2 separate regions of the Homo sapiens genome follow, and region 2 is linked to region 1. The links are chromatin loops, found by intact Hi-C in ENCODE. Cell type or tissue: endothelial cell of umbilical vein. All regions are shown on one strand. Each heading gives the region's core, and the rest is flanking DNA. Links, peaks and the distances in the headings are about the cores only. Region 1 overlaps PTPN23 (protein tyrosine phosphatase non-receptor type 23). Region 2 overlaps SCAP (SREBF chaperone).

What was found. A loop is a pair of places that touch in the nucleus more often than their neighbours do. Peaks named below come from ENCODE experiments on the same cell type or tissue, not always from the same donor. Only the 100,000 strongest peaks of a DNase experiment are listed, where the experiment ranks them.
Region 2: a loop joins it to region 1, with 8 times the contacts of the local background. A loop is called at or near these places in 2 of 110 quality-filtered maps.

Annotation. Positions count from the first base shown.
Region 1 is chr3:47,388,979-47,400,678 of GRCh38, forward strand. It overlaps PTPN23 (protein tyrosine phosphatase non-receptor type 23), which reads left to right. Exons shown (of 25, transcript NM_015466.4): 2 at 7,165-7,239. Among named protein-coding and RNA genes, the nearest start is that of PTPN23-DT, 13 kb to the left of the region's middle. RefSeq lists a silencer at 9,554-9,735. In endothelial cell of umbilical vein, for the core only: no CTCF peak of the experiment used is centred there; a DNase peak (open chromatin) is centred at 5,323; H3K27ac peaks cover 1,378 bases.
Region 2 is chr3:47,437,570-47,449,269 of GRCh38, forward strand. SCAP (SREBF chaperone) reads right to left here. Exons shown (of 23, transcript NM_012235.4): 2 at 5,303-5,522. The coding sequence starts at 5,424. Among named protein-coding and RNA genes, the nearest start is that of SCAP, 33 kb to the right of the region's middle. In endothelial cell of umbilical vein, for the core only: no CTCF peak of the experiment used is centred there; no DNase peak of the experiment used is centred there.

The DNA.
Region 1 (11,700 bases), core at 1,147-9,146:
GTATTCATTCTATCTAACTATATTTTTGTACTCATTAACCATTCCCACTCCACTCCCCCACCCCACTCCCACTACCCTTCCCAGCCTCTGGTATTCATCATTCTACTGTCGGTTTCCATGAATTCAGTGGTTTTAATTTTTAGCTCCCACAAAAAAGTGAGAACATGCAGAGTTTGTCGTTCTAATGCTTGTTAAGTTCTTAGTACAGGTCTTGGCCTATTGTAAACAATATTTTCACCTGAGCATCTTCCTTCCCTGTTTGGGAAATAACTCGAATCCTTATGACAGCTCTGAGCTAGACGTAGCAAGTGATATTAACCCCATTTTACACATGAAAAAAGCCAAGCCTAGGCTGGGCATGGTGACTCATGCCTGTAATCCCAGCGCTTTGGGATGCCGAGGTGGGAGGATAGCTGGAGGCCAGGAGTTCGAGACCAGCCTGGGCACCATAGCAAGACCCCTGTCTCTACAAAATAAAAATAAAAATTAGCTGGGGCCAGGCATGGTAGCTCACGCCTGTAATCCCAGCACTTTGGGAGGCCAAGGCGGGTGGATCACGAAGTCAAGGGTTCGGGACCAGGGCCTGGCGCAGTGGCTCACGCCTGTAATCCCCGCACTTTGGGAGGCCGAGGCGGGTGGATCACGAGATCAGGAGATCAAGACCATCCTGGCTAACACGGTGAATCCCCGTCTCCACTAAAAATACAAACAATTAGCCAGGCGTGGTGGCGGGTGCCTGTAGTCCCAGCTGCTCAGGAGGCTGAGGCAGGAGAATGGCGTGAACCCGGGGGGGTGGAGCTTGCAGTGAGCTGAGATGGCACCACTGCACTCCAGCCTGGGTAACAGAGCGAGACTCCGTCTCAAAAAAAAAAAAAAAAAAAAAAAGGAGTTCGAGATCAGCCTAGCCAACATGGCAAAACCCCATCTCTACTAAAAATACAAAAATTAGCTGGGTATGGCTGCATGCACCTGTAGTCCCAGCTACTTGGGAGGCTTAGGCAGGAGAATTGCTTGAACCCAGGAGGTGGAGGTTGCAGTAAGCCGAGATGGCGCCATTGCACTCCAGCCTGGGTAACAGAGCGAGACTCCGTCTCAAAAAAAAAAAAAAAAAAAAATAGCTGGGCATGGTGGCACACAGCTGTAGTCCTAGCCACACAAGAGGCTGAGGTGGGAGGATCACTTGGAGTTTGAAGCTTCATTGAGCTATGATAGTACCACTGCACTCCAGCCTGCCTGACAGAGCAAGACAATTTAAAAAAACAAAAAACAAAAACCAAGCCCAGATTTCACAGCAACTCAGGGGCACTGTTTCCCACTTGTAATCTGGTAACTCCTTTCTTTTCTTTTTCCCCTCGGTGGCTGTGATCCCTGGACGTGCCCTCACTGAGAGCTCTCCACGGGTCTTCTTTTATTCCTTCAGAAAAGGATCCCCAGCTACTTCAAAGCCTGGCTGTTTTTGGAGGTTCTCTGGTCTTCTTCCTGTTAGTTGTGTAGGTACTGGGGTCCTGTCAGGGCCTCTGGTTCTTTCTCCTCGTCTGCTGCTGGGCCTGCCTTCTCAGCCTCCATTGGAGCTTCATACTTCCCGCTAGACTGTTCCGAGTTCTGCAGAGTCCCAGACCATAGCGAAATGGGGACAAGGTCTCTGTCCCTTACTCCAGGAACTTCACCCAGCCTCTTTCTTCTTTTTTAGTGGAGGAGTGATCAGCAGTCACAGAGGATTTTGTTAGGGTTTTAAAAACATCCTTTTGCTTCTAACAGGCTGCAAATAATAATAATAACATAAATATCCTGGCTGCTCCACTGACTCACTGTGTGGCCAGGGATTCATTTTCTGTGCCTGTTTTTCAGAGTTGTTTGTAAGAACCATATTTTTAAAAAATAGAAATGCTCTGGGAGGCTGATGTGGGTCAACTGCTTGAGCCCAGGAGTTTAAGACCAGACTGGGCAACATAGTGAGACTCCCATCTCTATAAAATAAAAAAAAGTTTGGGCGTGATGGCTCATGTCTGTAATCCCAACACTTTGGGAGTCTGAGGCAGAAGGATTGCTTGAGGCTAGAAGTTCCAGACCAGCCTGGGCAATATAGCAAGACACTACCTCTACAGAAAATTAGCTGAGTATGGTGGTATGTGCCTGTAGTTCCGGCTTCTTGGAAGGCTGAGGCAGGAGAATTACTTGGACCCAGGAGTTTGAGACTGCAGTGAGCTATGGTTGCAGTACCACTGTAACTCCAGCCTGGGCAACAGAACAAGACCTTGTCTCGAAAATAAAATAAAACAATAAAAAATAAACTAAAAACAATTTAAATAGAAATGGAATGGTCTAATATGGAAAGAACATGGGCTCTGGAGCCCAAATGCCTGGGTTTCAGTCATATCCCCATCAGTTATTAGCACCGTGACCTTGGTGAATACCCTAACTCTTTGCCTCAGTTTCCTCATTTCCTCATCTGTAAAGTGGTGATGATAATAGTGTCTACCTCTTAGGGTTGTTCTAAGGATGGAGTGATTACTAGGCACTCAGCACAGTGCCTGACCTGTGGTAGGTTCTCAGTTAAGCATCTGCTGCTGATCTTATAGGAGGACGGAGATGAGATTCAGATAGAATGTGACCTCTAGGCATGATTTGCTAGGGGTGGGAGCAGCATCTTTCTGTCACCATTGTGTGAACAGCAGGGTCAGATGTTCCTAGTGATATCACGGGAAGCCTTGTTTCTAGGATGTAGGAGTCTCCTGTCCATCTGATTCCTTTGGCCTCTATCCCACGAGACCTCTGAGCTACACTTTTACTCATTTTCTCTAACCTAAGGGTGGGCAAAACCTCTTACTGCAAGGGAGTTAACCACAGAACATTCTCTCATATAGTCAAGTTTTACCTCATAGCTTAGGCCACATTTTAAAAAATATTTTAGTTAATTAATTATTTTTGAGATAGTGTCACACTCTCACCCAGGCTGGAGTGCAGTGGCACAATCATGGTTCACTGCAACCTTGAACTCCTGGTGTCAAGCAGTCCTCTCACCTCAACCTCCCAACTGGCCAAGAGTATAGGCGCACACCACCACACGTGGCTAATTCTTGTGCTTTTTGTAGAAATGGGGTTTTGCCATGTTGCCCAGGCTTGTCTTGAACTCCTGGGCTCAAACGATCGGCCCACCTTGGCCTCCCAAACTGCTGGGATTACAGGCATGAGCCACTGTGCCTGGCCTATTTTTATTTTTTAATACAGACAGGGTCTCACTCTGACACCCCAGCTGAAGTAAGGTGGTGCCATCATAGCTCACTGCAGCTTCAAACTCCTGAGCTTAAGCAGTCCTGCCTCAGCCTCCCAACTAGCTGAGACCACAGGCATGCACCACCACTCCTGGCTAATTTTTAAATTTTTTTTCGTAGAGATGGGGGTCTCGCCATATTGCCCAGGCTGGTCTGGAACTCCTAGCCTCAAGTGATCCTCTCACCCCAGCCTACCAAAGTGCTGGGATTATAGTCATGAGCCATCATGCCCAACCCAAGGCCACTTTTTGTAGTTGTGTTTTTGTTGTTGTTGTTGTCATAATTATTTTTGAGGGAGGGAGTGGAGAGGGGGTGGAGTTGGATAGATCAGAGTGAAGATTGTTAAATGCCTGTCAGCTCCCTAAAGTTCTTGGTAAATCCTTATGTTTGTGCATAGTTGAAAATTTCTAGGGGGATTTAATTCATGGCTTTTATCATATTCTCAAAGGACCCACAAAAGGCTAAATAAAAACCACTGATAGGGGAAAGTGGTATTCAGGTACCATTTAGCTCTTCAGCAACTCTTAAGACATTTGTTTTCCAAATTTCAAACATATAGAAAAATTGGAAGAATAATTCAGTGCTCACCCAAATTCTCACTATCTAGTATTTTTGTTTTGTTTTGTTTTTAGAGATGGGATTTACTCTTTGTTGCCCAGGCTGGACTTGAACTGCTAGGCTCAAGTGATCCTCCTGCCTCAGCCTCTGGAGTAGCTGAGACTACAGATGTGCGCTGCACCTGGCTGATTCATTTTTAAATTTTTGTAGAGATGGGATTTATTGTTATGTTGCCCAGTCTGGCCTTGAACTCTTGGGGTCAAGTGATCCTCTGGCCTCGGCCTCCCAAAGTGCTGGAAGTACAGGTGTGAACCACTGCACCCAGTGTGTTACCTAGTTTTGTTTGTTTGTTTTGTTTTTTTAAGATGGAGTCTTGCTGTGTGGCCAAGGCTGGAGTGCAGTGTTGTAATCTCAGCTCACTGCAACCTCCCCCTCCTGAGTTCAAGCGATTCTCCTGTCTCAGCCTCCTGAGAAGTTGGGATTACAGGTGCCCACCACCATGCCTGGCTAATTTTTGTGTTTTTAGTAGAGATGGGGTTTCACCATGTTGGTCAGGCTGGTCTCGAACTCCTGACCTCAAGTGATCCACCTGCCTTGGCCTCCCAAAGTGTTGGGATTACAGGCATAAGCCACTGTGCCCGGCTACCTAGTTTTGATGGATGTATTTCACCTTATTTGTTTTCTCTCCAGATAGATAGATAGATAGAGAGAGATCCCACAAGCCCTTTGAAAGTAAGTTTTGGACATCACTTTTCCCGGACACATCTCAGCATGTGTTTCCTAAGAGTGAGGACATTCTACACAATCACAATGTTATTATCATACCTAAGAAAATCTACAATAATTTTCCCCTATCTTTTATGACTTTTCCTTTTTTTTGCAGACTCAGATCCAGCTGGGGTTCTCATATTGCATTTAGTTGTGTTCTGTCCCTTTAATCACTTATTTATTTGTTTATTTATTATTATTATTATTATTTTTGGAAACAGACTGGAGTGTGCACACAGCTCACCACAGCCTCAACCTCCCAGGCTGATTCTCCCACCTCTCCCTCTTGAGTAGCTGGGACTACAGGCGTGGGCTACCATACCCAGCTAATTTTTTTTTTTTTTTTTAATTTGTAGAGATAGGGTCTCATGTTGCCCAGGCTGCTCTGGAACTCCTGGGCTCAACAGTCCTCTGACCTCAGCCACCCAAAGTGCTGGGATTACAGACTTGAGCCACCATATCCAACCTGTTTAATCATTTTTAATCTAGAATAGTCCACTGCTCAACCCCCTCCTTTTACATGACATTAATTTTTTGAAGAGAGTGGGTTCATTGTTGCCCCATTTTCTGAATTTTTCTGAGTGTTTCCTTTTCGTGTTCATCTGTCCTCTGCATTTCCTGTAAAAGCAATCATTTGCTGAGTATACAACACATCTGATAAGGCCCCTACCATTCCTTAATGCTTATTGTTTGAGGCTGGGGTCACTGGCATGACCCTGCCGTCGGCACACAGTATGTTGGAGGCATGTTTGGAATGTGAGCGGAAGAGCAGCTAATGTTCAAGGCAGTGACATTTCGGCTGAGTCTTAGTAGAGAAAGTAGGGACAATGTAGATAGGCATTGATACCTGAGAGCAGCAATTCCCAAGTACTATTGGCTGGTTGTCCCTGGGAGGTGCCAGAGGAAAATCCTTGAAGGTTGTGGGGAGCAGGTTGTTTATTTTTGTAGAGACGGGTCTTGCTCTTTTGCCCAGGCTGATCTCTAATTCCTGACCTGAAGTGATCCTCCCACCTTGGCCACCCAAAGTGTTGGGATTACACGCTTGAGCCACCTCACCCGGCCAGGAACAGGTTGTGCAGGGTCATAAACTCTGTGCCAAAATTAGATTTGGTCCTAGAGGCTTTGGGAAGCTACTGCACACATTCTTTTTAGATTATATATCATTTCCTATCATCTCACTGTCCTGAGATAAGCATGTTTTGGTCTATCTTCTCCCTAAGGGTGTGTGTGTGTTTCAGAAGGATTTAAAGCTGGAAGTGACCTCAGAGTTGTGCTAGAAATAACAATTCTGGCCACTTGGTAAGGGACGGATTTGAAGGGGTGGGTTGTCCAGGACAGAGGTGGCATGGGGAGAGAGAAAAGAGCTTATGGACACAGGGACTTTCAGGAGCTGAAACCAACAGAAGAACCAGGGTTAGACTCAGAGGTTTGGGAAAGGGTTGCTTGATGCTGTAATTAGCTCAGCTGTCGCCTCCCTGCCATCTGTTCCTCTTCTCCCTTTGCTCACCAGGCAGACAGAAGCTGTCACCCAGGCTTCCCGGTTCCCATGTGGCTGATTCCTTAGCTATGCATCCTGGGTCCTGGGAAGGGACCTCAGGAAAGATGGGTGGGCCACACACATGGTGTGAGTGAGTGTGCTCCCAGACAGAGCAGGCTGCCTCATCTCAGCCTTTCTCAGCCACCTCTCTCTACCTTGCAAACCTTGGTCATGGCCTTAAGGAGCCCTGTGAGGTGGGTATCAGTGCTCATAGTGTTTGTGGCGTGAGTGGATCTGGCCTCCCAGATTGCTAGCCAAGACACCAGCAGCAAGTACTGCAACAGGGACAGTTGCAGTTGCCTTAGTCTGGTGATCTGAGTTGAACAGGGGGCCCTTTGGGCTAAGCCTGTGCCTCCAGGTGGGTGTGTATGCTCACTGTCCAAGACAGTCTGCTCTGGAGGTGGTGAGTGCCACTGTGGACAGGCACTCCAGTGCTCTCTCTGATGTGGGTAGTGACCTCCCCTTCTCACCTTCTCCCACCTGGGCCATTCTCCTCACACAGCTGCAAGTCTTTCCTCACAGATGAGGACACTGCAGATCACATGTTTCTATGCTGTCCTTTCCCAGGCCAGGAGAATGGGTTGGTGAGAGAGGCTTTCTGTTCCCACTCTTGTTTGGTGCCTCTTGCCTGCAGTTGCTATCAGCTTAGGGTTATGGTAGTCACCCCACAACGCAGCAGGGCCCAATCTTCTAGGGAGGCTTGAGTTCGTGACCCTTTCTGGAATCCTTATTAGGACCCCATTTCAGTCCGCTGAGTTCCTTGGCTTCCTGAGCTGGCAGACTCCTGGACTTTGTAGAGAGACTGCAGCGTTAGGAGGACCTGCCAGAGTGTTGGTGCAGGGTCACGGCTCTCGTGGTCAGCATTTTGGTGCTGCCTGTTCAGGAGGCGAAGTTCCTGGTGGTCCAGGAGACACGCTTATGGTTGTAGGTCTGCACTTAATCCTGAGTCCTGGTTGGTGCTTGCCCAGGACTCAGAGGGCAAGGCGGGGGTCTTCTCTGCCACTGGCTTATGTTCTTCTCTCTCTGTAGTTTGTCCTGAAGAATTATGGAGAGAACCCAGAAGCCTACAATGAAGAACTGAAGAAGCTGGAGTTGCTCAGACAGGTAGGAGGATAGTATTATCTTTTTATGCATGGGTAGACAGGATTGGTTTGATAGGGAGATAAAGAAACTGCCTAGGCTGGGCATGGTGGCTCAACGCCTATAATCCCACCACTTTGGGAGGCCGAGGTGGGCAGATCATTTGAGGTCAGGAGTTTGAGACCAGCCTGGCCAACATGGTGAAACCCCATCTCTACTAAAAATACAAAAATTAGGCAGGTGTGGTGTCATGTGCCTGTAGTTCCGGCTACTCAGGAGTCTGAAGCAGGATAATTGCTTCAACCCAGGAGGTGGAGGTTGCAGTGAGCTGAGATCATGCCACTGCACTCCAGCCTGGGTGATAGAGCGAGACTCCATCTCAAAAACAACAAAAAAGAAACCACCTGGCCCTTTCTAGCTTTTGATGTAAAGTGAAAGACAGCTGGATGTGTGACTCATGCCTATGATCCCAGCACTTTGGGAGGCCAAGGCAGGAGGATTGGTTCCTCCTGGAGTTCAGGCCCAGGAGTTTGAGACCAGCCTCAACATAGTGAGGCCCTGTCTCTATAGAAAACAAAAAAAATTAGCCAGGCATGATGGTGCACAGCTATGTCCCCAGCTACGCAGGAGTCTGAGGAGGGAAGATCACTTGAGCCCAGGAGGTTGGGACTGCAGTGAGCCAACCATGTTCATACCACTGTACTCCAGCCTGAGTGACAAAGTGAGACCCTGACTGTTTAGAAAACAAAACAAAAGTGAAAGATGTGTGACTCTTCCTTTCACTTAAACACTTAAGAGGCCATTGTAGGTTATTAATTGGCCTAATTTCAATATTATTGTGTCTCAGGGAATAGGGAGCCTGAGGAGAGGGAGAGAGGCAGGAAAAGGCCAGCCAGTGAAGCAGTGAGAACACACGGAACATTTATAAGTCTGCCGTCTTCTATGGGTGCAATTCATGGCACCAAAAACAATTATAATAGTAACATCAAAGATCACTGATCACTGATCACCATAACAGATATATAATAAAAAAGTTTGAAATATTGTGAGAATTACTAAAATGTGACACAGAGTCATGAAATGAGCACATGCTGCTGGAAAAATGGTGCCGACAGGCCTGTGTGATGCAGAATTGTCACAAACCTTCAGTCTGTAAAAAACACAGCACCTGTGAAGTGCAATAAAATGAGGTATGCTGTATTTTTTTCCTGATTATTGTATGTACTATTGGATAACAACATGTTTTCCCTTATGTTTTTGTTAGAAGGGTAAGAGTCTGCACTGGCATGGCTGAACTTGAGTACCAGTAATGTAGATACATGCCATAGAAATCAGTAGCTGTTAGTGTTTTCTTGTCTATCATGGACCACATACCAATCCTTGCAATAACCCAGCAGTACTAGCAACTATTGCCAGTATACTACCCATCAGTAAATTTTTGGATACATTTTCATTTAGTCTACTGAGTGAAGATATTTTCTTTTTTCTTTTTCTGAGACCTAGTCTTACTCTGTCACCCAGGCTGGAGTGCAATGGCGCGATCTCAGCTCACTGCAACCTCTACCTCCCAGGTTCAAGTGATTCTCCTGTCTCAGCCTCCTAAGTAGCTGGGACTACAGGCGCCCACCACCACGCCCGGCTAATTTTTTGTATTTTTAGTAGAGACAGGATTTCAACATGTTGGCCAGGCTGGTCTCGACCTCCTGACCTCAGGTAATCCACCTGTCTCGGCTTCCCAAATTGCTGGGATTACAGGTGTGAGCCACCGCGCCCCGCCTGGTGAAGATATTTTCTATGTCAGTTATTCAAAATTAGTACAAGGCCAGGTGCAGTGGCTCACGCCTGTAATGCTATCACTTTGGGAGGCTGAGGCAGGTGGATCACTTGAAATCAGGAGTTCGAGACCAGCCTGGCCAACATGGCGAAACCCCCTCTCTACGAAAAATACAAAAATTAGTCGGGCATGGTAGCAGCGCATGCCTGTAATCCCAGCTACTAGGGAGGCTAAGGCAGGAAAATTACTTGAACCCAGGAGGTGGAGGTTGCAGTGAGCCAAGATCGCACCCCTGCATCCAGCCTGGGCAACAGAGTGAGACTGTCTCAAAAAAGAAAAGCTAGAAATTATTACACTTAGTAAGGAAGGCACGTGAAAAACTGAGATAGGCCAAAAGCTAGGCCTCTTGCACCAGATCACCAAGTTAGGAATGCAAAGAAAAAATTCTTGAAGGAAATTAAAAAAGAATCGAATGATGTCATATCTCTGGATATCAGATTCTCCCCCTTCCCCGGGATTTGCTGGGTTTTTTTGTGTGTTTTTGATTGTTGTAGGCTACCCCTGTGCCAAGAATCAGCCTGAAATGTAAACTTAAAGTTTTTTTTTTTTTTTTCCCGAGACAGGGTTTCGCTCTGTCGTCCAGGCAGGAGTGCAGTGGCACAATCACGGCTCACTGCAGCCTCCATCTCCCCAGTTCAAACCATCCTCCCACTGCAGCCCCCAAGTAGCTGGGACTACAAGTGCACACCACCGCATCCAGCCAATTTTTAAATTTTTTGTAGAGATGGGGTTCCCCTGTGTTGCCCAGGCTGGTCTCAAACTCCTGGGCTCAAGTGATCTTCTGGCCCCAGCCTCCCAAAGTGTTGGGATTAAAGGCATGAGCCGCAGCACCCGGCCTTGTAAACTTAAGGTCTTCACAGGTCTTTTCTGAGCCTGTACCATTCCCTGCACATGTGCAGACTTTCTCATTTGCCCTATATATGTGGTTGCTTTTGAACATCTTACTCTTTAGTGTCTGCCTCCCAAAGGAGGAAAAAGAGAAAAATGAAGAAGGGAAAAGATGCCAGGCCTTTAGATCCCTTGGAAGTTCCTTCAGCTAGAGGTGAAGAAGCTTACAGCCGTGGAGGGAGGTGCAATAGTGGAGGAGCTGCCTCTTTCTCTGTACCTCTGTGATCAGAAGCAGCAATCAGCAAGATCTCCTGTATTTGGAGGACAGAGTCCTTTTTGTCCATGCTGGCTCCCACAAGCTGCTCCTGGAACTGGTGCTGGGGGTGGGGGATGGGTGGCTGCTACTATGGTAGGGGCTGAAATTGACCAAAATTAATGGCAGTGAGCTGTACTGTCAAAGCCTTTGCCTAGAAGTTGCAAGCCTTTAATAGACTCCAGAGTTAAGTCAGATTCTGCCAGTGCAGCTTGTCTTGGTGGGGAGACCAAGCTTCTTCTTATGCTGTCTTCTCAGAACCCTCCTCATAAGTTGAATCTTTAAAAAGGGTTTATTTGAACAAAGTTTGAAAACTAGTGAGATAATCTTAGCCCCTGGGGCAACCGTCATTTTGCACACACAGGCACACACTACACACAAGGACGCAACACACCCTAGAAGGAGCATTACCACCAATCTCCAAAGCATCCTCTGAGACATATCCTCCAAAGCATAAGGCAGGCAACCTGCACAGAGCAATGGGCTGGGTAGAGCAGCCCCTGAGAGAGCTGTGAGCCAGCAGCCTTCAGACCTGTGCTTTTCCAGTGCGAAAAAAGCTCACACATGGCCATCTGGGGTAGCCACTTCCCCTTCCTGGGACTTGGTTTAATTTATCCCAGCAATGTGGGAGTTGGACTAGATCACTGTTTTTTTTGTTTTTGTTTTTAAAGACAGAGTCTCACTCTGTCACCCAGGCTGGGGTGCAGTCTATCTTGGCTCATTGCAACGTCTGCCTCCTGGATTCAAGCGATCCTCCTACCTCAGCCTCCTGAGTACCTGGGACAAGTATGCACCACCATGCCTGGCTAATTTTTGTATTTTTTGTAGACATGGAGTCTCGTATATTCCCCAGGCTGGTCTTAAACTACTGGCCTCAAGCAATCCTCTGCCTCAGCCTCCGAAAATGCTGGGATTACAGGCGTGAGTCACCACGCCTAGTCTAGATCACTGTTCCTTATACTTGTGAAACCCCAGAACAAATTTTCTTACATAGGACGTTGATAATAATCTTTCAGTGAAAAAGTTATTGGAAGCTTTAGGCAGTCCTCTTTCCCTGATCTGAGCCTCAGTTTCCTCATCTGTAAAACCAGGGTTTGAATAGTTGTTTCTAGGAAGACTTTCCTTTTTAAACTCTGAAATAAATTCTTGGCTCTGTGATTACAGGGAATAAAACTGACAGGTGCAGGGGATGCTATGGGGGCATCACAGCATCAAGCTCTCTCTCAGACTCCTCTGTGCGGCTCTGCGCAGCTCGTCTGAGAGTCTGACAGACCAGGCTAGAACCACAGGGGGCTGCATTCTTGGGTGGATTAAAGGGTACAGGTGATCTCTTGGATCTGGAGGGGAGACTGCTTCCATTGTTTCCCAAAGATGGTTTTAGGAAGTACAAGACAAATTTTATTTTATTATTTATTTATTTTTGACACAGAGTTTCACTCCTATTGCCCAGGGTGGAGTGCAATGGCACAACCTCGGCTCACCACAACCTCTGCCTCCAGGGTTCAAGCGA
Region 2 (11,700 bases), core at 1,257-9,256, 49 kb after region 1:
ATCCCTAAAAAAAAAAAAATACAAAAGTTAGCCAGGCATGCTGGTGCACACCTGTAGTCCCAGCTCGGGAGGCTTAAGTGGGAGGATCGCTTGAGCCGGGAGGCTGAGGCTGCAATAAGCCATGATCATGCCACTGCATTCCAGCCTAGGTGACAGAGTGAGACCCCCGTCTCAAAAAAACAAAACATTTTGGGCTGGATAATTGTTTTTAATTAAAAAAAAGAAAAAAAAAGAATAAAACTATTATCCTTTATTGGTTTTTGGTGGCCTCATAAGCACTTATTTCTGTCGGGTATATTCCTAGGATGAAATGGCTGGGTATGGAGTTATATGCACATTGAGCTTAGTAGATGATACCAAACAGTTTTCCATAGCGGTTGTACAAATTTATGTTCCCACTATCACCAGTGTAATAGGAGTTCCAGTTTCTCCAAATCCTTGTCACCTCTTGATACTGTCAGTCCAATTAATGTTAACCATTTAGAGGAAGAGACAGTGGTATCTCAGCATGGTTTTAATGTACATTTTCCTGATAAGAAACAATTAAAAAAATTATTTCATTTACTTACTACTGGCCACTTGGATATAGCAACTTTTGTGAAACGCCTCTTCAAGTCTTTTGACAATACCATGTTTTGAATATTTTAAATACATTTATTATGTTAATTACAGAAAACAATTACACAATCTCCTTACCTTCACAAAAATCAATTTTTACTTTTCTCTGGCTTTTCCATCTTTACCTACACTCAAAAACCATTTATTAAGTATGTATTATATGCTGGGAACTGAGAATACAAAAGATAATACTACGGTCTGCCTCCAAGATGCTCTAAGTAGGAAGAGAGAAACGACTACAAGTGATCAGAATTCATTTAGGGCTGCTCTGCCTATGGAGCAGCCATTCTTTATTCCTTTACTTTTCTAATAAACTTGCTTTCACTTAAAAAAAAGTTAATTTAGGCTGGGCACGGTGGCTCACGCCTGTAATCCCAGCACTTTGGGAGGCCGAGGTGGGTGGGTCACGTGAGGTCAGGAGTTCAAGACCAGCCTGGCCAACATGGTGAAACCCCGTCTTTACTAAAAAAACAAAAATTGGCCGGACGCGGTGGCACACGCCTGTAATCCTAGCTACTCGGGCAGCTGAGGCAGGAGAATCGCTTGAACCCGGGAGGTGGAGGTTGCAGTGAGCCAAGATCATGCCATGCCAGTGCACTCTAGCCTGGGCAACAGAGGGAGACCCTGTCTCAAAAAAAAAAAAAAAATTTTAGGCTGTGGCTACAGCGTTTGCATAGTAATCACAGAGTATAGTCAGTTTTTGTTCTATGTTTAGACTATACATGTTTTTGGATTCTGCTTGTGCTTTCTGGCTGTGAAGGTAGAAGACTAGGAAGACAGTGAATAATAACAATGAAAAACTCATACATGATATTTAATATGTGCCAGGCACTATTCTAAGCACTTGATATGTACAGATACATCTTGACTTACGATGGGGTTATGTCCTGATAACGCTGTCGTAAATTGAAAATATCCTAAGTCAAAAATGCATGACTAGGCTGAGCAAGGTGGCTTATGCCTATAATCCCAGGACTTTGGGAGGCTGAAGTGGGCAGGTTACTTGAGGTCAGGAGTTTGACACCAGTCTGGCCAACATGGTGAAACCCCGTCTCTACTAAAAATACAAAAAATAGCCGGACGTGGTGGCTCACACCTGTAATCCCAGCTACTCGGGAGGCTGAGGCAAGAGAATCACTTGAACCTGGGAGGCAGAGGTTGCAGTAAGCCATGATTGTGCCATTGCACTCCAGCCTGGGCGACAGAGTGAGACCCCGTCTCAAAATCAAAAACAACACAATGTGATTCCAATTTCCTCTCCAAATTAAAATCCACCTCTCACCATGAGCAGCAGCTTGTTGAATCAAATGTCTCAATGATTCACATCACTCTCTGACCTGCACATAGGGCAGTCCAACTAACATGGCATCTGGGTGCTCTTTTTATCCCATGGCGCACCCACTGCTTACCAGGGCAGGTTCAGATTAACAGTACCCTCTGTCTTGCTGGGCTGCTGCTGGGACATATCCTGGGCCCAGTGGTCTAACCTCCAAGAGTTATAAACAGACACCTCTTGCCATAATGCCTATTTGCTACACATTTCATCAGATTTTCCCAGAGGAAAGAACAGTCACTGCACCCAGGGGCCAGGCAGGAAGAACAGCTAACTCTAGCTCACCTGCAAGGCTCAGCACTGGGTTCATTTGAAGTAGTGTCCTTGGCTCTCAGTCACTGAAACCTGCAGCCTCAACAGCAGCTCAGAGAAGAAAGTCACACATCCTCAGTGCTGTTTGGGGTGAGCCTGATGCATATACAGATGCCCTCTCTCACTCCCTGGATTCTTCTGCCTGATGGAGACAGGCACATTCCCAAGCTGTCATTGATCACCATCCCCCCAGTACTGCTCTGTACTTTCCCTGGGGTGACCCAGTGGTGGTGAGCCAGTGGTGTGCAAAAAGTATTTCTGCAGCTCAGGTGGCTGTTAGATCTGAATAGGGAAATTAAGTGCAGCAGTCCTTTGGGTTTGGCTGTACAAGTCTTTCATCCCAGGAACAATAAAAGGTAAGCAATTAAATGGAAACTGAATGTCTAGCAAAACTACTAGAAGCAGTCTATATCCATACTTTATTTTCTGCAGGCAATCCCAGGCTCTGGAAGAAGGGGGCACTGCTCTGCTGCTCTGGACAGAAAAGCTTCAGTGGGTTGAAGACAATGGTGAGGCTTGTGTCCCTGGGTCCATGATCTCTGGTTTTCTGGCCAAGTCCCAGAATCTATGGATTCTCTTATACAACCTTTTATTAGTCTTTGGAGGCTGAGAGACTTCACCCAGCCTTGGAAAAATTTTCTCAAGTCAATCAGGTTTTAAGAAAAAAACAAAATTAAAAAAAAAACTTTAAGATCACATGACAAAGATACTCATTTGGGAAAATAAGTACACAGCACTAAGAATGTGACAGTACAAGGCCAGGTTTGGTGGCTCACACCTGTAATCCCGACACTTTGGGAAGCCAAGGCGAGGGGATCACGAGCTCAGGAGTTTGAGACCAGCCTGGGCAACATGGCGAAACCCCAGCTCTACTAAAAATACAAAAAATTAGTGGTGCACGCCTATAGTCCCAACTACTCAGAGGGCTGAGGTAGGAGAATCACTTGAGCCCATGAAGTCGAGACTGCAATTAGCAGTGATTGCACCACTGCACTCCAGCCTGAGCAACGGAAGCGAGACCCTGTCTCAAGGAAGAAAAAAAAGAATGGGATAATACAGAAGGGTCTTTCCTCCTCTTTTTTTTTTTTGAGATGGAGTCTCACTCTTTCGCCAGGCTAGAGTGCAGTGGCGCGATCTCAGCTCACTGCAATCTCCGTCTCCCGGGTTCAAGTGATTCTCCTGCCTCAGCCTCCCGAGTGGCGGGGACTACAGGTGCAGGCCACCACACCTAGCTAATTTTTGCATTTTTAGTAGAGACGAGGTTTCACCATGTTGGCCAGGATGGTCTCGATCGCCTGACCTCGTGATCTGCCCGCCTCGGCCTCCCAAAGTGCTGGGATTACAGCCGTGAGCCACCACGCCCGGCCAGGTCTTTCCTCTTAAAAGAAAAACAGGGTGACTACAAAAGAGGAAACCATAGTACCATCAGAGAGTAAAACCAAAGGAGGGCAACATAATGAGACCCCATCTCTACAAAAGACGAAAAACAGCCAAGTGTGGTGGCGCACACCTGTGGTTGTGGCTTCTTAGGAGGCTGAGATGGGAGGGTCGCTTGAGCCTAGGAGGTTGAGGCTGAGGTGAGCTGTGATTGTGCCACTACATTCCAGCCTGGCTGACAGAGTGAGACCATGTCTCAAAAAACTTATTTTAAAGAAGAAAAAAGAAAGGTCAATTAACTTAAAGGAAAAAAAAACCCAAGAGCTGAGTTCTTAGAGCACTCCAAATTCATCACTTATGGGACACAGCTATAAGTATTTTATCTTGTACAACACAATTTAGCAGTTTAAACACCAATACAAACATACTGAGCCAGAGTGAAACCAGGTGACAGTAACACAGGTGCAGGCGGGCACCAGAGTCCCTATGGCTTGGATTTGAATTTGAACCCCAGTTTCCCTAATTATTAGTTATGTGGACCAGACAAATCTCTAAGTCCCTACCCCTCTTTGTTAAATGGAAACATAACTGGACCACTTCCTAATGTTATACCTGAAGCATCAACACAGCACCCAGCAAGAAACTCTCAGTGATGTTCATCTTTCTTTTTTTTTTTTTTTTTTTTTTTTGGTCTTGCTATGTTGCCCAGGCTGATCCTGAACTCCTGGCCTCAAGTGATTCTCTCACCTCAGCCTCCCAGTGTTGGAATTACAGGTATGAGCACTGCACCTGGCCAAAGTTCATCTTTCTTACTGATAATCAGGGAAGAGCTTGAGATCATTAGCAACTGAACTGAACAGGGAGTTCCCTCCTGACTTCTCATCCTCCCTTCAGCATAGCACTGAAAACATCTATAAATGTTTTAGACAATGAATCTGAAGAACAGAATTCTTTCCAGAGAAAAGAATAAGATGGGCTCTTTTCACAGCTGTCAGCATTTTAGAGTTAAAAGGGTCATCAGATGTCATCTCATATCAAACTCCTCCTTTACGACGTCATTGTCAGCCATAGCCTTCAGGCTTCTATGAGGCCTTGAGAAAGACAGACAGGAACAAGGGCAGCTACAGCTCTCACAACTGTCCTTGGCAAGTGCAGCTGGCCACAAGAATCAACAAGAAGTCTGAAGCAAGCTCCATGTGAACACAAGAAAATGACTAGAGAGCAAAGAAGCAAGTCTCTGAGGTTAGCCTGCCACAGGTTGTCCAAGATACTGTTCTAATGGACTTTGCCTCGCAACACACAAAAAAGGCTCTTGCACTTAACCAGGTACTAAAACGAAACCACTACTATTGAGAAAGAAAACTGAAGTATCATATCTTTCAATTATTTCAGTGTCTTAGAAGTATCTAAACATTATTTTGAGATAGAGTACCAGTGATATGAATAAATCTGGTGAATCAGTAGGTCAGGGCCAGCCAGGACTATTTTATTATATTAGCTAACCAGGCCAGGACTAGAGTTCTCCACTCACAGTTATAAGGAGCCCAAGCTCCCATTGTGTAAAAAGCATACAGAGGCCAAGGGCTCCATAGTGGTTAGGGTTAGAAAACCTACTGTCCTAAGACACTGGCCCACCATATCCAAGGCAACCCAAAAACATACCAGCAGGCTAAGATGCAGAACCCTGTGAAGAGGATGATGGGGATGGGATAGGATGCACAGAGGAGCCCATGGTTGTAGAAGGCCCGAGATATCTTCTCACGCAGCCTTTCAGTCAGGGTCATCCTCAGCCGAAGTCACCTTGCTGCCATCCCGGAAAGTGACCATGGATCACCCTGGCACACACTTGACAGCACTGACAAAGAACAACATGTGCAGGTACCTGGTAAGAAGGGAGAAAAGCCAGTTAACAAAGAGTACTTGGCTCTGCACACTAGGGCTGCTGGAGGGAGGCGATAGTTATGTGGCTGGGGAATGGTTTCAGAATGCCTATATGCAAGGTCTAGTGACCTCAATCCCAAAATACACACACACACACACACACACACACACACACACACACACACACTCTCTCTCTCTCTCTCTCTCTCTCTCTCTCTCTCCCTCCCCGCCCAACTCCCTCCCTCCTATATTAGGCAATGCTAAAAGGCCACTCCCCAAAGGGCATTTTTCTCATGTGTGGCACACGAAACCATGCCTGTGTAACAGACGTCACCTTCAGCTGCTCTCTGTCAAACAGGCATTCTTCCCCCCCCTCCTCTATGCACAAATCCCACTGAGAAAAGTCCTTTACATAGGGATACAGAGAAACCCTTTACATAGGGATGGCCTCCTCAAAACACACTGTTGTACAAATAGTGATTCACTCGTGAAGAAGGTCTAGCGAGGTCAGCCCTCAACATAAAAACGCTAAAAAGCTTAGGTCTCTGACATAATGGTCACCAAGCAAAATTCACTCTGGTAGAACTCTCTGCTCTTGGTCCTATAGTTGTTCCTGGGAGTGCAAAGGCAGAGAGCAGCTCCTGTTCCTGCCTGCCCAGTACCCGTCCCCTTCCATAAGTTAACAGCAGCCTGGTATGGCTCAGGGGAACCACCTCGCTCCACAGGATTTAACCTGGATTAACTATGAGTCAAGGTGCCCCGTGCCGACCCAAGCTACACAAATTGGGCCTCTCTCCCTGGACTTTGACTTCTAAACACAAACAAACAGGAACTTGGATATTCATGATGTTTATTCATCCCACAGAGGTTCCTGCTCCCAAGATCCCCAGGCTGTTCTGGCTCCCATCCTTTCTGAGGACTGGCTCATCAACTTTTTTTTCCGTTTTGTAAGCTATTCTATACCCTTCTAATAAATTATCTTTTTGCTTATGTTGGCCAAAGTTAATTTCTGGTGCTTTCAAACAAATAACATTAAACCAATAAAATCAGAATAGAAAACTCTAGGAGGCCCAGGGATCTAGAATTATCTTCCCTACTGAGCCCTCTGATGGAATCCAAGTTTAAACCTACTTCTCTTGTTCCATGTTGCTGTTTTCTTCGGTCTGTGCTAGAGGGAACCTGCCCAGACACATTTCTTGGCTTGACTGTACTCACTGATGAAAACCCAGACTCAAAGATGACTCCTCATAAGTGTCAAGATCAGAAACAAGAAGCAAAAGGAGTCACACCACAGCCAACTCAAAAGCCAAAAGGAATGCCTATTGCTCGTTCTACCTTTCCGAAAGCAGAAGCGTTAAGCGCACATGCAAGTTTCCAATCCAGGAACCCTTTATTTTTTTTGACATAGAATCTCACTCTATCGACCAGGCTGGAGTGCAGTGGGCACTCTCTTGGCTCACTGCAACCTCTGCCTCCCAGGTTCAAGTGATTCTCCCACCTAGTTTTCCAAGTAGCTGGGATTACAGGTGTGCACCACCATGCCCTGCTAATTTTTGTATTTTTTTGTAGAGACAGGTTCTCATTATGTTTTCCAGGCTGGTCTCAAACTCCTGGGCTCAAATGATCCAGCTGCCTCAGCCTCTCAAAGTGCTGGGATTACAGGCACGAACCACCACACCCGGCCAGTACTTCATTACTTTTTTTTTTTTGAGATGGGGTTGCCCAGGCTGGAGTGCAGTGGCACAATCTTGGCTCAATGAAATCTCTGTCTCCTGGGTTTAAGCTATTCTCCTGACTCAGCCTCCCAAGTAGCTGGGATTACAGGTGCCCGCCACCACACCTGGCTAATTTTTGTATTTTTGATAGAGACCAAGTTTCACCATGTTGGCCAGGCTGGTCTCAAACTCCTGACCTCAAGTGATCCGCCAGCCTCAGCCTCCCAAAGTGCTGGGATTACAGGCATGAGGCACCGAGCCCAGCCACTTCATTACTTTTTATGGCTGAATATTTCATCAAATGGGTATGCCACATTTTGTTTGTCCATTCATCAGTTGATAAACATTTGGGCAGTTTCTATGTTTTGCCTATTGTGAATAGTGCTGTGATGAACATTCTAACATTCCTGTATTTGTTTGAATACCTGTTTTCAATTCTTTTTTTTTTTTTTTTTTTTGAGATAAAGTTTTGCTCTTGTTGCCCAGGCTGGAGTGCTGTGGCACAATCTCCACTCAATGCAACCTCTGCCTCCCAGATTCAAGCGATTCTCTTGCCTCAGCTTCCTGAGTAGCTGGGATTACAAGTGCCCGCCACTACGCCCAGCTATTTTTTCGTATTTTTAGTAGAAATGGGATTTCATCATGTTGGCCAGGCTGCTCTCGAACTCCTAACCAGGTGATCCACCGCCTCGGCCTCCCAAAGTGCTGGGATTACAGGCATGAGCCACCACGCCAGGCCACATTATTCTTGTTTACTTGGTCTCGAACTCCAACTTTTTTTTTTGAAACGGAATCTTGCTTTGTCGCCCAGGCTGGAGTGCAGCAGCGCGATCTCAGCTCACTGTAAACTCCGCCTTCCGGTGGTTCAAACAATTCGTGCCTCAGCCTCCCTTGTAGCTGGGAGCACAGGTGCACACCACCACACTTGGCTAATTTTTGTATTTTTAGTAGAGATGGGGTTTCACCATGTTGGCCAGACTGGTCTAGAACTCCTGACCTTAGATGATTTGCCAGCCTGGCCTCCCAAAGTGCTGGGATTACAGGTGTGAGCCACCACACCCTGTCTCAATTTTTTTTTTTTTTTTTTTTGAGACAGAGTCTTGCTCTGTCACCAGGCTGGAGTGCGGTGGTGCGATCTCAGCTCACTGCAACCTCCACCTCCTGGGTTCAAGCAATTAACCTGTCTCAGCCTCCTGAGTAGCTGGAATTACAGATGCGCGCCACCACGCCCAGCTAATTTTTGCATTCTTAGAAGAGATGGGGTTTCACCATCTTGGCCAGGATGGTCTCAATCTCTTGACCTCGTGATCTGACCGCCTCAGCCTCCCAAAGTGCTGAGATTACAGGCATGGCCACTGCACCTGGCCAACCTTTTTTTTTTTTTTTGAGATGGAGTCTCGCTCTGTCGCCCAGGCTGGAGTGCAGTGGCACAGTCTCAGCTTACTGCAACCTCCACCTCCTGGGTTCAAGTGATTCTCCTGCCTCAGCCTACCAAGTAGCTGGGACTACAGGCACTCACCACCACACCCGGCTAATTTTTTATTTTTAGTAGAGACGAAGTTTCACTATGTTGGCCAGGCTTGTCTTGAACTACTGACCTCATGATCTGCCCTCCTTCGCCTCCCAAAGGGCTGGGATTACAGGCGTGAGCCACCGTGCCTGGCCCCCCTCAATTCTTATGTTTACTTTTTTTGTTGTTGTTGTTCTTCAGTTGGGGTTTTTGTATTTTTTTTCTTTTTGTTTTCTTTTGAGTATATTCATTCTTAGGAGTGGAATTGCTTGGTCATAAGGTAATTTTCCCCAATGTCTTCTCCTAAAAATTTGTAGTTTCACATTTGTTTAAGTCTGTAATCCAGCTGGGTGCAGTGACTCATGCCTGTAATCCCAACACTTTGGGAGGCTGAGGTGGGAAATCACTTGAAACCAGGAGTTTGAGACCAGCCTGGACACTGTGAGACCGTGTCTTTACAAAAAAAAAAACATTAACAATTAGCAGGGCAGGGTGGCACATGCCTGTAGTCCTAGCTACTTGGGAGGCTGAAGTGGGAGGATCACTTGAGCCAAAGAGTTTGAGGCTGCAATGAGCTATGACCACACCATTGCACTCTAGCCTGGGCAACAGAGCGAGACTGTGTCAAAAAATAAAAATAAAAATCTGTGATCCATTTGAGTTAATTTTTAGATAAGGTGTGAGATATAAATTCCTTTTTTTCCCCTTTGGTCTAAAGATAGCCAATTGTTCCAGCACCATTTGGTGAAAAGACTATCCTTCCTCCATTGAATTGCTTGGCATCTTTGTCAAAAAGCAGTTGTCTGGACCAGGCACAGTGGCTCACGCCTATAGTCCCAGCACTTTGGGAGACCGAGGTGGGCGGATCGCTTGAGGCCAGGAGTGTGAGACCTGGCTAACACAGTGAAGCCCCTTCTCTACTAAAAACAGAAAAAATTAGCTGGGTGTGGTGGCACACACTTGTAATCCCAGCTACTTGGTACGCTGAGAATCACCTGAACCCAGAAAGCAGAGGTTGAGCAAGCCAAGATCACGCCACTGCACTCCAGCCTAGGTGACAGACTGTGACTCCGTCTCAAAAAAGGAGAAAAAGGCCAGGCGCGGTGGCTCACGCCTGTAATCCTAGAACTTGGTGAGGCAAAGGTGGGCGGATTACAAGGTCAGAAGTTCAAGACCAGCCTAGCCAATATGGTGAAACCTCTTCTCTACTAAAAATACCAAAATTGGCTGGGTGTGGTGGCGAGTGCCTGTAATACCAGCTACTTGGGAGGCGGAGACAGGAGAATTGCTTAAACCCGGGAGGCGGAGGCCACAGTGAGCCAAAGACTGTGCCATTGCACTCCAGCCTGGGCAATACAGCGAGACTCTGACTCAAAAAAAAAAAGAAAAGAAAAGAAAAAAGAAAAAAAGGCCAGGTGTGGTGGTTCATGCCTGTAATCCCAGCACTTTGGGAGGCCAGGGCAGGCAGATCTCCTGAGGTCAGGAGTTCAAGACCAGCCTGGCCAACACAGTGAAACCCCGTCTCTATGAAAAATACAAAATAGCCGGGCATGGTGGCGTGTGCCTGTAATCCCAGCTATTCTGGAGGCTGAGGCAGGAGAATCGCTTGAACCCAGGAGGCAGAGGTTGCAGTAAGCTGAGATAGTGCCACTGCACTCCAGCCTGGGCAAGAGGGAGACTCCGTCTCAAAAAAAAAAAAAAAAAAAAAAAAAAAAAAACTTGATAGAATTTTGATAGAAACTGCATTAAACCTGTTTATCAAATTTGCAAAGAACTGGCATGTTGAGTCTTCCAATCCATGAACATGGTATATTTTTCCATCTACTTAGATCTTTGATTTCTTTCATCAGCATTGTATAGTTTTCAGCATACATGACTGTACATGTTTTGTTAGATTTATACCTACCATTTCACTTTTTAGCAACTATGTTTTCAATTTTGATTTTCACATGTTCATTGCTAGTACATTGATTTTTTTATGTTAATCTTTTATCCTGCAACTGTCCTGAAATCACTTATTAGTGCCAGAGTCTTTCTGCATGTGTGTGTGTGTGTGGATTCTTTGGAAATTTCTACGTAGACTTATCATGTTATCTGTGAACAGAAACATATTTATTCCTTTCCATAATTTCTTCAAATTTTTTTCTGCACCACTCTTTCTCCTCTCTTTTTGAGACTTCAAAAACATAAAAGATAAACTTTCTGTTATTGTCCCATGGGTCCCTGAAGCTCTGTTCATTTTTTTTTTTCATTTTATTTCGATCTCTGTTGGTCAGACTGGATAATTTCTATTATTCTACCTTCATGTTCACTGACTCTTCTGTCTTCTCCATTCTGCTATTGAGCCCACCCAATTAATTTTTCATTTAGGTTGTCATATTTTGCAGTAAATAAATTTCTGATTTTCTGTTCATTTCAAGAGCATTCACCCTTACTTGTTATAGCAAGGTTTTAATTAATACTTTAATTATACTTTGGCTTTTAATTTTTTGATAATTTCAACATCTGTGTCATGTTGTGGTTGCCATCTGTTGGCTGTCTTTTCCCCTTATGATTTTCCTGATTTTTCATAGCTGAAGTAATTCTGAATTACTGGACATTTTGAATATTATGCTATGTGACTCTAGCTCTTGTTTAAGTCCCACGTAAAATTTTGAATTTGTCTTTGCAGCAATCAACCTAATTAGGTCCAGTCCACAAGTTCCTACCCACCTTCTGTGGGCTGTGGTACCAATATGATATCAGTTTTCAAAGCCTTTTAAGTATTATTTTGATTTTTCCCAAGCATACCGTCCAGGGGCCAGTGCAGAACTACTTGAGCAGTAATGTACTCCACAGTTTGGTCCTCAAAGCCTTTGGTATGCTGTTTAGGGTCAGATGCACGTATGTTAGTTCTGAGGAACAGCCCAAGAGTTCATATGCAACTTTATGAGTTCAATTTGTTGAGCTCCTTC